3 separate regions of the Homo sapiens genome follow, and all the other regions are linked to region 1. Evidence: chromatin contacts called from ENCODE Hi-C or POLR2A ChIA-PET data. All regions are on one chromosome and are shown on one strand. The core of a region is the stretch at or near the end of the contact, and the rest is flanking DNA. Distances in the headings are between cores, read along the strand shown. Region 1 holds the start of DAG1 (dystroglycan 1). Region 2 holds the start of ARIH2 (ariadne RBR E3 ubiquitin protein ligase 2). Region 3 holds the start of RBM5 (RNA binding motif protein 5).

The links. Hi-C counts contacts between places; a loop is a spot of excess contacts on that map. ChIA-PET counts read pairs that join two places held with the same protein, here RNA polymerase II (POLR2A). Pooled maps may share reads with other maps.
Region 2: a loop to region 1 is called in a map of naive thymus-derived CD4-positive, alpha-beta T cell, with 7 times the contacts of the local background. The contact joins the promoter of ARIH2 here to the promoter of DAG1 in region 1. A Hi-C loop is called at or near these places in 1 of 168 maps with a recorded cell type or tissue (naive thymus-derived CD4-positive, alpha-beta T cell), 1 of 37 single-sample maps with no recorded cell type and 11 of 50 pooled maps. POLR2A ChIA-PET finds 5 or more read pairs at or near these places in 5 of 52 experiments (AG04449, GM12878, IMR-90 and 2 more).
Region 3: a loop to region 1 is called in a pooled map, with 9 times the contacts of the local background. The contact joins the promoter of RBM5 here to the promoter of DAG1 in region 1. A Hi-C loop is called at or near these places in 1 of 37 single-sample maps with no recorded cell type and 6 of 50 pooled maps. POLR2A ChIA-PET finds 5 or more read pairs at or near these places in 3 of 52 experiments (OCI-LY7, activated B cell and activated T-cell).

The regions. Positions count from the first base shown.
Region 1 is chr3:49,469,017-49,473,341 of GRCh38, forward strand. DAG1 (dystroglycan 1) reads left to right here and starts at 1,251. Exons shown (of 3, transcript NM_004393.6): 1 at 1,251-1,417. RefSeq lists a silencer at 930-1,669.
Region 2 is chr3:48,916,403-48,920,188 of GRCh38, forward strand. It overlaps ARIH2 (ariadne RBR E3 ubiquitin protein ligase 2), which reads left to right and starts at 2,440. Exons shown (of 16, transcript NM_006321.4): 1 at 2,440-2,596. It overlaps ARIH2OS (ARIH2 opposite strand lncRNA), which reads right to left and starts at 2,983. Exons shown (of 1, transcript NR_161301.1): 1 at 1,386-2,983. RefSeq lists enhancers at 1,317-2,067, 1,873-2,342, 2,068-2,819, 2,820-3,570 and silencers at 2,513-2,612, 2,683-2,762.
Region 3 is chr3:50,086,452-50,090,246 of GRCh38, forward strand. It overlaps RBM5 (RNA binding motif protein 5), which reads left to right and starts at 2,468. Exons shown (of 25, transcript NM_005778.4): 1 at 2,468-2,578. RefSeq lists enhancers at 2,325-2,916, 2,436-2,605, 2,646-2,755, 2,917-3,507.

The DNA of each region.
Region 1 (4,325 bases), core at 1-2,500:
TTGGAGCCGAGACACTGAAGTATAGATAATTGCAAAAAGGTATGTTTTTGGGAGATGGGGCATTCCTTTCTTATCTCTGCAACTTGCATCTCCCAGACGCTCCTGAGGAGGGAGGGAAAGCCAGGGAGCCCCAGAGCTCTCCGGGATCCAGGGAGGAAACCATGGCTGGTGGCAGCCAGTTCTGTGTTCAGAATGTGCTTGCTGTCAAGAGTGCAGGCCTGGAATTCCAGCCTGGCCACAGGCCAAGGAGGGAATGGACCCATCCTGCGCATGGTGTGGGGATGAGAAGCAGAGCCCACCACGGGTCTCATTCCCAGACCCATCCGGTAACTGTCAGTTTCAGTAACTGTGAAGTCTGGGGCTTTTGGGGTGGGGGGCTGCAGGTTAAGTCCTGGGGAGAGCTAGAGCTACCTTAGGACCCTCCCCTTGAATGTTCCAGGCAGCAACCCCCCTCTCTTATTTCTTCCCCCACCAAAAGAATGCAGGCCACTAGGAGTGAGTGACCAGCGCCTGCGAGTTAGAGCTATTTTGGGCAGGAGAGCAGGCGTCGGATTCCAGTGTTCCAGGCAGGGGGAGGGGACGAGGGTTAGGCCTGAGGCGCTTTCCGACTCCCCAGCCTGCTGTGGGCGAGGCTCTAGGAGATGAGCTAGCTTCCCGCTCCTCCTGTCCCTGGCCTCAGTCTCCCATCCGTGTAAGGGCCGGGCAGCAAGGCTTTCATCCTTTGCAATTGAGAGAACGCTTCCTGATTGTTCTCATGGCTTAGAAATACCCCTTGATTTGCATTCGAAGGAAATAAGGAGGGCTGAACGCAGTCGACGGGTGGCCAGTTGCTGGGCCAGTTCGCAGTCCTGACTGTCCCTTGATTAGTCTTAGAGGCCCAAAGGCCTGAAGTTGGGCGGGGAGCCCCTCCCCCACACTACTGGTTCTGAAGGCTCCGAGTGACCGGGACCGACCGCCGGGGTGTGTCCCGGGACGGACTTCCCTGGCCGTGGGGGCGAGGCTTCCATAATGGGGCGTGACTTTTAGGGCGGGGGAGTGGCTAGCCAATGAGCAGAGAGGTGCTGGCCGGGGCGGGGCTTGCGCGCGGGTGCGGCGCGCTGCGGAGCGGCCGACGCAGGCAGAAGCCGGCGGCGCGCGGACAGCCAGTCGGCGCCGCGCGGAGCTGGCCGCTGGATTGGCTGCAACACTCGCGTGTCAGGCGGTTGCTAGGCTCCGGCCGCGCGCCCCGCCCTTGCGCTCAGCGCCCTCTCACCGCCCGGTACGTGCTCGCGCGAAGGCTGCGGCGCGGCGCTCGCGCCTCTTAGGCTTGGCGGTGGCGGCGGCGGCAGCTTCGCGCCGAATCCCCGGGGAGCGGCGGTGGCGGCGTCCTGGGGCCAGGAGGAGCGAACACCTGCCGCGGTCCTCCCGCCGGCGCTGGGTGAGTGCACCGCCCGCCCTATCCGCTGTGCCTGGCTGCTTGGGCCCCCATCCCTGCTGCCGGCTGAGCCTTCCGCGGAACACCTGCTGCTGCTCGCTGTTCGGCCCGGGGCGGGGACACGGCCGCGGACGTCCTTGTGGGTGAGGAGGCGGTGCCGCCCGGGCGGAGCCGCCCCTTTGCTCTGGGTCCCGCAGGCAAAGGCTCGGAGCGTTCGGCTGCAAGGCCCGGGCCGCGCGCCGCGGCGATGGGCCAGGCCTTAGCTCGGCCCGCGCTCCCGGGAACGTGGAGCCTGCGCCTTGGCCGCGGTCGTGAGCCGCCTGCGGGCCGCCTCCCTGGCTTCCAATAGGGGTTGTGGCCCAGTTGGGCCGGATTCCGACTGTGGGGAGTCGAGCCCCGCTAGAGGCAGGGAAGGGCACCGCTGCCGCCACTGCTCTGTCAGAGCTGCTCAGAGCCTTGGTGGGTTCCGTCATCCTTACTTGAGCTCCTTTGGAAGCTTGTTTACTTACTACCTTTTCACTTTGTATTTGGCAGACCTGGTTCACCTGCGAGTGTATTTGGATAGTGTCTCCACAGAAAATGTCGTCTCGGCTTGGAATCTTTTTGCCATAAATTCTAAGTTAGTTTCCTACAAACTCAACTGGTAACTTAAAATGCATCCTTTAATCTCTATAACTTGAAAAGTTCTTATTTTTGTAAATCGAGTTGCTTCAGAATTAGTTTTAATGGTGACGATGAAGTTTTGACTGGTTGAGGCAAGAGCCTGGGACAGCACCTTCATAGCGCAGAGTCTAACTTAAGATTCTAGCCTGCTGCTTCCCTAAATAAGCGAGTAGAAGTGACTCCTGGCATAGAAGCCAGACTCCGTGAAGGGAAGGTGGTGTTTATAGGACATAATTCCAGATAAAGAGCTGGATGTGCTTTCAGGTGTTTTGCAAAGTCTGGTGTAGATGGGGTATTGCAGTTTTATCAGGTTCTATGCTTAGTTAAGTTCAGAGACATTATTTTGGAATGTTCCTGTTCTAAAAAAGAATTCAACCGTACTACATTTTGGAGGCATAAAAATCCATAGTTTGAGTATGGAGAAGTTTAGTTGAACTTTTGTGGGTTTTTTTTGCTGTGAACTAAGGAAGAAGAGCTCATGGCCTGTGTCCTGTATTTTGGAGAAATCAGATTTCAGTAGGGAGTTGGATCCATCATGTGAAGACCCTATGGGATATAAAAGCTTGTGCTGACATGTGCTTTTGTTAAAAGAGGCACAGTGCAAATCCTCACTGTTCTTAAAAATTGATTTTGCAAAATGCATTTATTCATTTGAACAAATATTTTGATTCACTACCTGCCAAATTCTGTGGTAGATCCTAGGGACCCATGTAAAAGAGTCTGCTTCTGCCCTTAAGGAATTCAGTTTAGGGGGCAGTGGGGACCAGGGAACCCATGATTAATAGTGTCTGCCCGCTAAGCGTGCTCACATAGTAGCCTGAGGAGAGAGGGAATTCCTGAGCTGTGGTTTTCAGGGCCAGCAGGAATTAGTGGGGGACATCAAGGCCTGGACACAGGGAACCACATGTACATGAGCACCTAAAATAGTGCTTGGGAGTCCTCCAGCTTGGCAGGTGCGAGCTCTGGGCCTGCCTTGTGCTCAGGAGTTCCAACTTTGTATGCGGGGTGCAGGAGTCTGGGGAGCCTTTTAATCAGTAGAGTGGTGTGACCCAGACCTGTGTTTAGAAAGATATTGCTGGTGGAGTGGCAGGAAGAGGGAGGGGGTCAGGACCTCTGGCAGTTAAGTCAGCTAACAGAGGAGAGGTGGGGAGGGAGAAGGAGCCATCAGAAAAGAGAGACTGAAAAGGTAGTACAGAGGGGATGTCCTGCCATGATGGGGGAGGAGCTACATTCTGGAATGCATGGGCCAGAAGACCAAGCATAACCAAGGATTTAAATTCCTTGTTGACTACCTGGTATAGTGACCTACAGAGTTGCTTGTGTCTGGTTAGTGTTGAGGATGGTGGGATTTGGAGGGACCACTTAGGGACCACTTAGACTGCCGTCGATGCATAGGAAAGGAGGCCTGGCATTTGATTATTAAAAACTTTATCGCCGGGCATGGTGGCTCCCACCTGTAATCCCAGCAGTTTGGGAGGCCGAGGCGGGCGGATCACGAGGTCAGGAGATCGAGATCATCCTGGCTAACACGGTGAAACCCCCTCTCTACTAAAAATACAAAAAATTAGCCGGGCGTGGTGGTGGGCACCTGTAGTCCCAGCTACTCAGGAGGCTGAGGCAGGAGAATGGCGTGAACCCGGGAGGCGGAGCTTGCAGTGAGTTGAGATAGAGCCACTGCACTCCAGCCTGGGCCACAGATCGAGACTCCGTCTCAAAAACAAAACAAAAAACAACTTTATCTCCAGGCAGGGCGTGGTGGCTCACGCCTGTAATCCCAGCACTTTGGGATTCTGAGGCAGGTGGATTACCTGAGGTCAGGAGTTCAGGACCAGCCTGGCCGACATGGTGAAACCCCGTCTCTACTAAAAAATACAAAAATTAGCCAGGCATGGTGGCGGGCGCCTTTAATCGCAGCTACTCGGGAGGCTGAGACAGGAGAATCGCTTGAACCCGGGAGGCGGAGGTTGCAGTGAGCTGAAAGCCTGGGTGACAAGAGCAAAACTCGGTCTCAAAAAAAATAAAAAATAAAACAAAACAACTGGCCAGGCGCGGTGGCTCACGCCCGTAATCCCAGCACTTTGGGAGGCTGAGGCGGGTGGATCACGAGGTCAGGAGATCAAGACCATCCTGGCTAACACGGTGAAACCCTGTCTCTACTAAAAATACAAAAAATTAGCCAGGTGGGGTGGCGGGCGCCTGTAGTCCCAGCTACTCATTCTCCTGGAGGCTGAGGCAGGAGAATGGCGTG
Region 2 (3,786 bases), core at 1,190-3,689, 550 kb before region 1:
TGTTGCCCAGGCTGGTCTCCAACTCCTGGGCTCAAGCAATCCTCTCACCTTGGCTTCCCAAAGTGCTGGGATTACAGGCTTGAGCCACCATGCCCTGCCACCCAGTATGATTTATTTCATTTTTTTTGGTAAAGTGAAAGCAAGTTTATTAGAGAAGTAAAGAAACAAAGGAGACCAGGAGCAGTGGCTCACGCCTGTAATCCCAGAACTTTGGGAGGCCGAGGTGGGCGGATCAAGGAGTCAAGAGATCCAGACCATCCTGGCCAACATGATGAAACCTTGTCTCTACTAAAAATACAAAAATTACCATCCTGGCTAACACGGTGAAACCCCGTCTCTACTAAAAATACAAAAAAAATTAGGCGTGGTGGCGGGCGCCTGTAGTCCCAGCTACTCGGGAAGCTGAGGCAGGAGAATGGCGTGAACCCGGGAGGCGGAGCTTGCAGTGAGCCTAGATCGCGCCACTGCACTCCAGCCTGGGCAACAGAGAGAGACTCCGTCAAAAAAAAAAAAAAAAAAAAAAAATTAGCTGGGCGCGGTGGTGCGCGCCTGTAGTCCCAGCTACTCGGGAGACTGAGGCAGGAGAATCACTTGAACCCAGGAAGCGGAGGTTGAAGTGAGCGGAGATAGCGGCTCTCTCACTGCACTCCAGCCTGGGCGACAGAGCGAGACTCCGTCTCAAAAAAAAAAAAAAAAAAGTAATTGCTACTCCATAGGCAGAGCAGTCCACCCGACAAGGTTTTTGTTGTTGTTGTTGTTTGAGACAGAGTCTCGCTCTGTCCCCCAGGCTGGAGTGCAGTGGCGCGATCTCTGCTCGCTGCAACCTCCGCCTGCCGAGTTCAAGCAATTCTCCTGCCTCAGCCTCCCGAGTAGCTGGGACTACAGGCGCCCACCATCACGCCCGGCAAATTTTGTAAATTTTTAGTAGAGACAGGGTTTCACCATGCTGGTCAGGCCAGTCTCGAATTCCTGACCTCGTGATCTGCCGGCTCCGGCCTCCCAACGTGCTGGGATTACAGGCGTGAGCCACGGTGCCCGGCCACGCGGCATGATTTTTAATGGCTTTCTACATTGTATGGTTTGTTATTGTTGTTTTGAGACAGGGTCTCCTTCTATCACCGATGCTGGACTGCAGTGGTGCGATCTTGGCACTCTGCAGCCTCGACCTCCTCGGCTCAAGCGATCCTATATCACCTCAGCCCCCTGAGTAGCTGGGATGCACAGGTGTGTGCCACCTCGCCCAGCTAATTTTTAATTTTTTTGTAGAAAGGAGGGGGGTCTCACTACATCAAATTCTTGGGCTCAAGCGATCCTCCCACCTCGGCTTCCCAAAGTGCAGGGATTACAGGCATGAGCCACAGCGACCAGCCAGCACAGGTGTCTTTATTTGTTTTATTTTTTATTTTATTTTATTTTATTTTGAGACAGAGTCTCGCTCTGTCGCCCAGGCTGGAGTGCAGTGGCGCCATCTCGACTCACTGCAAGCTCCGCCTCCCGGGTTCACGCCATTCTCCTGCCTCAGCCTCCCGAGTAGCTGGGACTACAGGCGCCCGCCACCACGTCCGGCTAATTTTTTTGTACTTTTAGTACAGACGGGGTTTCACCGTGTTAGCCAGGATGGTCTCGATCTCCTGACCTCGTGATCCACTCGCCTCGGCCTCCCAAAGTGCTGGGATTACAGGCTTGAGCCACCGCGCCCGGCCTGCACAGGTGTCTTGAATATGTATATACGCGACTCCAGTATGGTTGGAAATGATTTGATTTGTTGTCTATGGAATTGCACAACCTGGAGCCTTCCTAACATCAGCGGCTTCATACTGGCATTTCCATTGTGGTGCAGCAACAATCTGAGTGAGCCTCCGTCTCTAGCCACATCATTTGACAACCGGTCCCAGAAGGTAACTGGAAGTCATGATGACAACTCCTATACTGTGAAAAGAAACTGCAAGCAAGGCAGTTAAGATGCAATCTTGCACGGTGACCGTAAGTCGGAGAACTGCGCGGCGAACGAGGCCTCGGCAGGGGAAGCGAAAGCCTGGTGTGGTTGCGGCTCTGGGGCCACCCTGCGACCGCCTCGGGGTGTAGGCAGAATTTCCCGGCCCAGCTCCCCTCTGACCAGATAGCGGCCGAGAAACAATGGTTATCTGCTCCACTGACGCCAGGATGTCTTCTCCGTGCCCGATCCCGGAGTACAAACAGTGAAATGAGAAGCCGGTGAGAAACGCGCTGGTTAAAAACATCTCGACGGGAGACGCTGGTAGGCGAATAGTGGCTCCAGACGCGGTCGGCGCCTGCCGTACCCTGGTCAGACTCTGGGTCAGAGCGCTAAGTTTCAAGGAGGCGGCGCTAAACAGGCCCTCTAGCCGGGAGCCTGTCGCGACCCGAGCGACCGTGGGTCGACCCCGATCCGGAAGTGACGCAACGGCGCCAAGCACTTCCGGAGCTGTGGGGACGACTCTTCTGGAGGAAGCAGCGCGGGCTTGACCGGCGTCGGCCCGCCGCCTCCGCTGCCGCTTCGCCCCAATCCGGTCCCTCTGGCCCGGCCTGACCCGGTCTGGCTTGTTCGGGCTCAGCGGCCGCGAGGCCGCAGCTCCCGGTAAGTGCGCGGCGCACGTCACGGCCTTGTTTACCTTGGCTGGCCGCTGGGGGGGCCTCTCCGCGCGCCTCCCTGGCCGGGCCGGGACTCCGCCTTCGCCGTCGCCCGGGAGGCCCGGGCGCTCCCCGTCGCCGGCACGTTGTCCGAGCATTACCCGCCGTCAGCGGCCGGGCGCCCAGCGTGTGTCTGCCTTTTTTCCTCCCGCCGCCTTCTCAGCTCTCGGAAAGGTCAGAGGCCACCGCCTCTGACCAACCGGCGCCGGCACATCTAGGCCCTCTCTCCCTGTCTGGCGCGGCGGGGAAACGCGCCGCCTCGGGGCTCACCACTCGAGTCATCTTTGGGAGCTCTCGCAGCGCTGCCCGCGCGGTTTAACGCCCGCCTGTGGAGGGTATCCCCAGCTCGCGGGCTCCGCGTCCGCGCGAATATCCCGGAGCCCGCGGCGCCCCTAGGGATGTGCGGCCCCGGAGCTGTGCCGCCGCCTCGCCAGAAGCTGGTTGGGCAGCCGCGTTCTTGGATGACTTCTCCTTAGTACTGTTCATTGCCTGGTCCCATAGAACTTTCTGTCATAGCGACATGTTCTTTACCTTTGCTGTTCAGCATGGTAGCTACTAGCCACACGTGGCCGTTAAGCATTTGACCTGTAGGCTAGTGCACCTGAGAAACTAAATTTTAAATTTTACTTACTTTTTAAGTGTAATTAAATTTAAATAACCACATGTGGCTAGTGGTCACCGTATTAGAAAAGACAGATACAAAGTGTAGGATTTTGAAACGAAATTGCTGATTTCTAGTTTTGTGCCAAGTCGTTTTTCTTCGGAGGTGTAGTTAGTAAATGACCTGAATTCAGCGCTAGTGATCATATCTGGAGTAAACGTCTTCAGACTCACTAAAACTTACGTGTTCTGTGCGTGGTGGGCAAGCCCAGGATGGTTGGTTGTTAGGTCCCCTGAACATGTGACTTTGGCTCTGGAGGAAATTTTTTTTTTTTTTTTTTTTGGTGGGCGGGACAAAGTTGCTGTCACCAGGCTGGAGTGCAGTGGCGGCGATCACAGCTAACTGCAGCCCCGACTTTCTGGGCTCAAGTGATCCTCCTTTCTTAGCCTCCTAAGTAGCTGGGACCACAGGCACGTACCACCACACCTGGCTAATTTGTAAAATTTTTTGTGGATACGTGATCTTAATAGGTTGCC
Region 3 (3,795 bases), core at 1,218-3,717, 620 kb after region 1:
AGGTTTGTGAATAGCTATATAGCTTTTATGACTGGTGGTAAGCCCAGCTCAGCAAGCACCTCAGGAATATCCAAAGGTGCTTGTTGAACTGCTTTGGGGACAAGGCAGGCAACGGCTAGTGGCTATGAAGTCTAGTGAGTTCTAGATTCTTGGCATCTGCATCATCCATTGTAGGGTTTGCAGTGATGTCATCAATGTTAACTTTTAAATTTCATTAATGCATGTACTCTTTTCTGATATTTTGCATATATGCTTCCCCATAAATTGTATATATTTCCTCTCTAAATACACACACACCACATATATTATATTTCTACCTTTTCGTCTATATATGTATTGTGTATATACCTATATATAGATATATACACTGACATCCCTCCACTTATTCTTGAAAGATTTGTTTTCCAGAGAGAGAAGAAAATGGTATAGGCACAGTTTTCTGTAACTGATGTATAACTTTCTGTAACTAATGGTATAGGCACAGTTTTCAATTTGTATGACCTGAAAAATCAGTTCTGGCTGGGTGCGGTGGCTCATGCCTGTAATCCTAGCACTTTGGGAGGCTGAGGCAGGTGGATCACCTGAGGTCAGGAGTTCGAAACCAGCCTGGTCAACATGGTGAAACCCCATCTCTACTAAAAATACAAAAATTAGCTGGGTGTGGTGGCGGGTGCCTGTAATCCCAGCTGTTTGGGAGGCTGAGGCAGGAGAATCACTTGAACCTGGGAGGCAGAGTTTGCAGTGAGTTGAAACTGTGCCATTGCACTCCAGCCTGGGCAACAGGAGCAAAACTCCATCTCAAACAAACAAACAAACAAAAATGTTTGCAAAGCATCTAGGGCAATAATATAGCATCTAGTAAAGCGATCAACTAATGTTCCTCATTTTAATTTATTTTTTATTTTTATTTTTTTTTGAGATAGAGTCTTGCTGTGTTGCACAAGCTGGAGTGCGGTAGAGCAATCTCGGCTCACTGCAACCTCCGCCTCTTGGGTTCAAGCGATTCTCCTACCTCAGCCTCCCAAGTAGCTGGGATTATAGGTGTGCGCCACCACACCCAGCTAATTTTTGTATTTTTAGTAGAGACGGGGTTTAGCCATGTTGGCCAGGCTGGTCTCGAACTCCTGAGCTCAGCTGATCCACCTGCCTCGGCCTCCCACAGTGCTTGGATTACAGGCATGAGCCATCATGCCTGGCCCCTCCTTTTTATTTATTTATTTATTATTATTATTATTATTATTATTATTATTATTATTATTATTATTTTGAGACTGAGTCTTGCTCTGTCACCCAGGCTGGAGTGCAGTGGCACGATCTCAGCTCACTGCAACCTCTGCCTCCCTGGTTCAAGTGATTCTCCTGCCTCAGCCTCCCTAGTAGCTGGAACTACAGGTGCATGCCACCATGCCCGGCTAATTTTTGTATTTTTAGTAGAGACGCGGTTTCACCATATTGGTCAGGCTGGTCTTGAGCTCCTGACCTCGTGATCCACTTGCCTCGGCCTCCCAAAGTGCTGGGATTACAGGCGTGAGCCACTGCGTCCAGCCTTTTTTTTTTTTTTTTTTGAAACAGAGTCTCACTCTGTTGCCCAGGCTGGAGTGCAGTGGCGCAATCTCGGCTCACTGCAAGCTCCGCCTCCCGGGTTCACACCATTCTCCTGCCTCAGCCGCCCAAGTAGCTGGGACTACAGGCGCCCGCCACCATGCCCAGCTAATTTTTTTGTATTTTTAGTAGAGACGGGATTTCACCGTGTTAGCCAGGATGGTCTCGATCTCCTGACCTTGTGATCCGCCCGCCTTGGCCTCCCAAAGTGCTGGGATTACAGGAGTGAGCCACCGCGCCCAGCACCGGCCTCCTTTTTATTTTTTAGCGACAGTTTCTCGCATTGTCCCCAGGCTGGAGTGCTGTGACGAGATCACAGCTCACTGCAGCCTCGACCTCTTGGGCCCAAGCGAACCTCTCACCTCAGCTCCTGAGTAGCTGGGACAAGAGGTGCACGCCACCATGCTCAGTTAATTTTATTTTTTGTAGAGATAGGATCTCACTGTGTTTCCCAGGCTGGTCTCGAACTCCTGGCCTCAAGCGATCCTCCTGCCTCGGCCTCCCAAAATGCTGGCTTGTGAGTGAGCCACCACTTCACGCACGGTCTCCTTTTGAAGTAGAATTAGACAATGTTTTACACCGTGCCAGTGAAAGCAAACTGTACTCTCTACGGCGCTAGTAGCAAAAGCAAAGAATTATTAACATGCCTAATAGGAGCCCTAAAAACTAATCCAGGTCTGCAAAAGCCGATCGACAACTCTGTAGTGATTTAGAAGAGAATTGCAAGACATTAACACAGAGCGTCCTAAGTGACAGGATGGTCTGGCGACCACATTTCCCGGCAGCCCTCGCACAGCCAGGCCGCTTCGAGGATTGGACTTCTCCGCAGGAGGCGGGTGACAGGGGGAGGGGATAAGCGTGAGGTACTGTGGGTAGGAGACGGCCGTCGGCGGAGGCGCCATTTTGTGTAGCCGCCGAACCTTGTTGGAGGTTCTGGGGCGCAGAACCGCTACTGCTGCTTCGGTCTCTCCTTGGGGTAAGTGCGGCGGCTGTCTGTAACGACGGTAGGTTCTTGCCATTTGGGCTGGCCCCCAAGCCTCCCTTGTCAGCTGCCGGAGGCGACTGATCAGCTCCAGCCGGTTCTGTAGAGGGGCTAAATTACCCCAGGCGTTGGAGGGCCGCGCCCTTCCTTGTTGCCAGCTCTGTCAGTTTCCAGAGGGTGTCCAGCCAGCTCAGCCTTGGGCCTGCTTCTTTCTGGCTGTGACTTTGCCCCTTGTGGATACACGTCCCCTAATCTTCAGCCCAACGGAGCAGTGGAGCCGTCGCCTGTCCCTCGGGCACTCCTTGGGAGCTCCCTGGCAGTCTCTGGCCGCCATCCCCCGCTCAACTGCAACTGAATCGCCCTCTCCGAAAAGCTGTTCGGTGATCGCCCATCTGCGGGTTTGGAACCTCTTGGGAGGCGGGAGGGGCATGTGCGGGGAGGGCAGGCCGGACGCTGGAGTCGGTCGAGCAGGCCGTGACGCCGCCATCTCGGCCGCGAGACCCCACGGAGGTGGGTGCCGGCACCGCCCGGGAGACAAGGGGCGGCACCAGTGAATATGCCCCGGGACTTGTTTCCCCCCAGTGGTTCTTTTTCATTTATTAATTTCAACAAATCGTTGAGCATTCGCTCTAGACTAGGCTTCCAGAGACTACTGGAACTGATTTTTCGGACCTCGCGCTCATCGAACGCGGTCCAGCAGTGTGATGTCTTATTACCAACGGGGGGCGGGGGGCCGGGCTGTTCACTACTCAGTGGTTTGTAGTCATAAGAACTGGCTCAAGACGTGGTGGTTATTGTTACCTAGGAATTAGGTCGTTTCTAGCTTTGCTCTTGTCTTATGCGATACGTTATTAATGTAGTAGATTTCAGTCAGCTCAGTATCCCAGCTTCTACGAGGTTTTACATTTTTCATCAGAAGTGTTTGAATTTCATGTTGCTCCTTGTATTAATGAAGACACTTGGATTAATGTTTTAACGGTCAACTATCCCACGGAGTTGCTTTGATACAAAACCAAGGAGCTGATTGTAGCTCTGCCCTTTTTGCTTTGTAATTCTAAGGTAGGAGCAGGGAAGGAGTCTTCTGCTTGCTCCGTATTATGATTCTGTTAAATCTGGAATCTAATATTTTAAAATATGCTTAATCTTCCGGTTTTGCTCATTGTTAACAAAATGTTAGCACGATTTTAACGTTGACAGTTTGTCCCCACCAC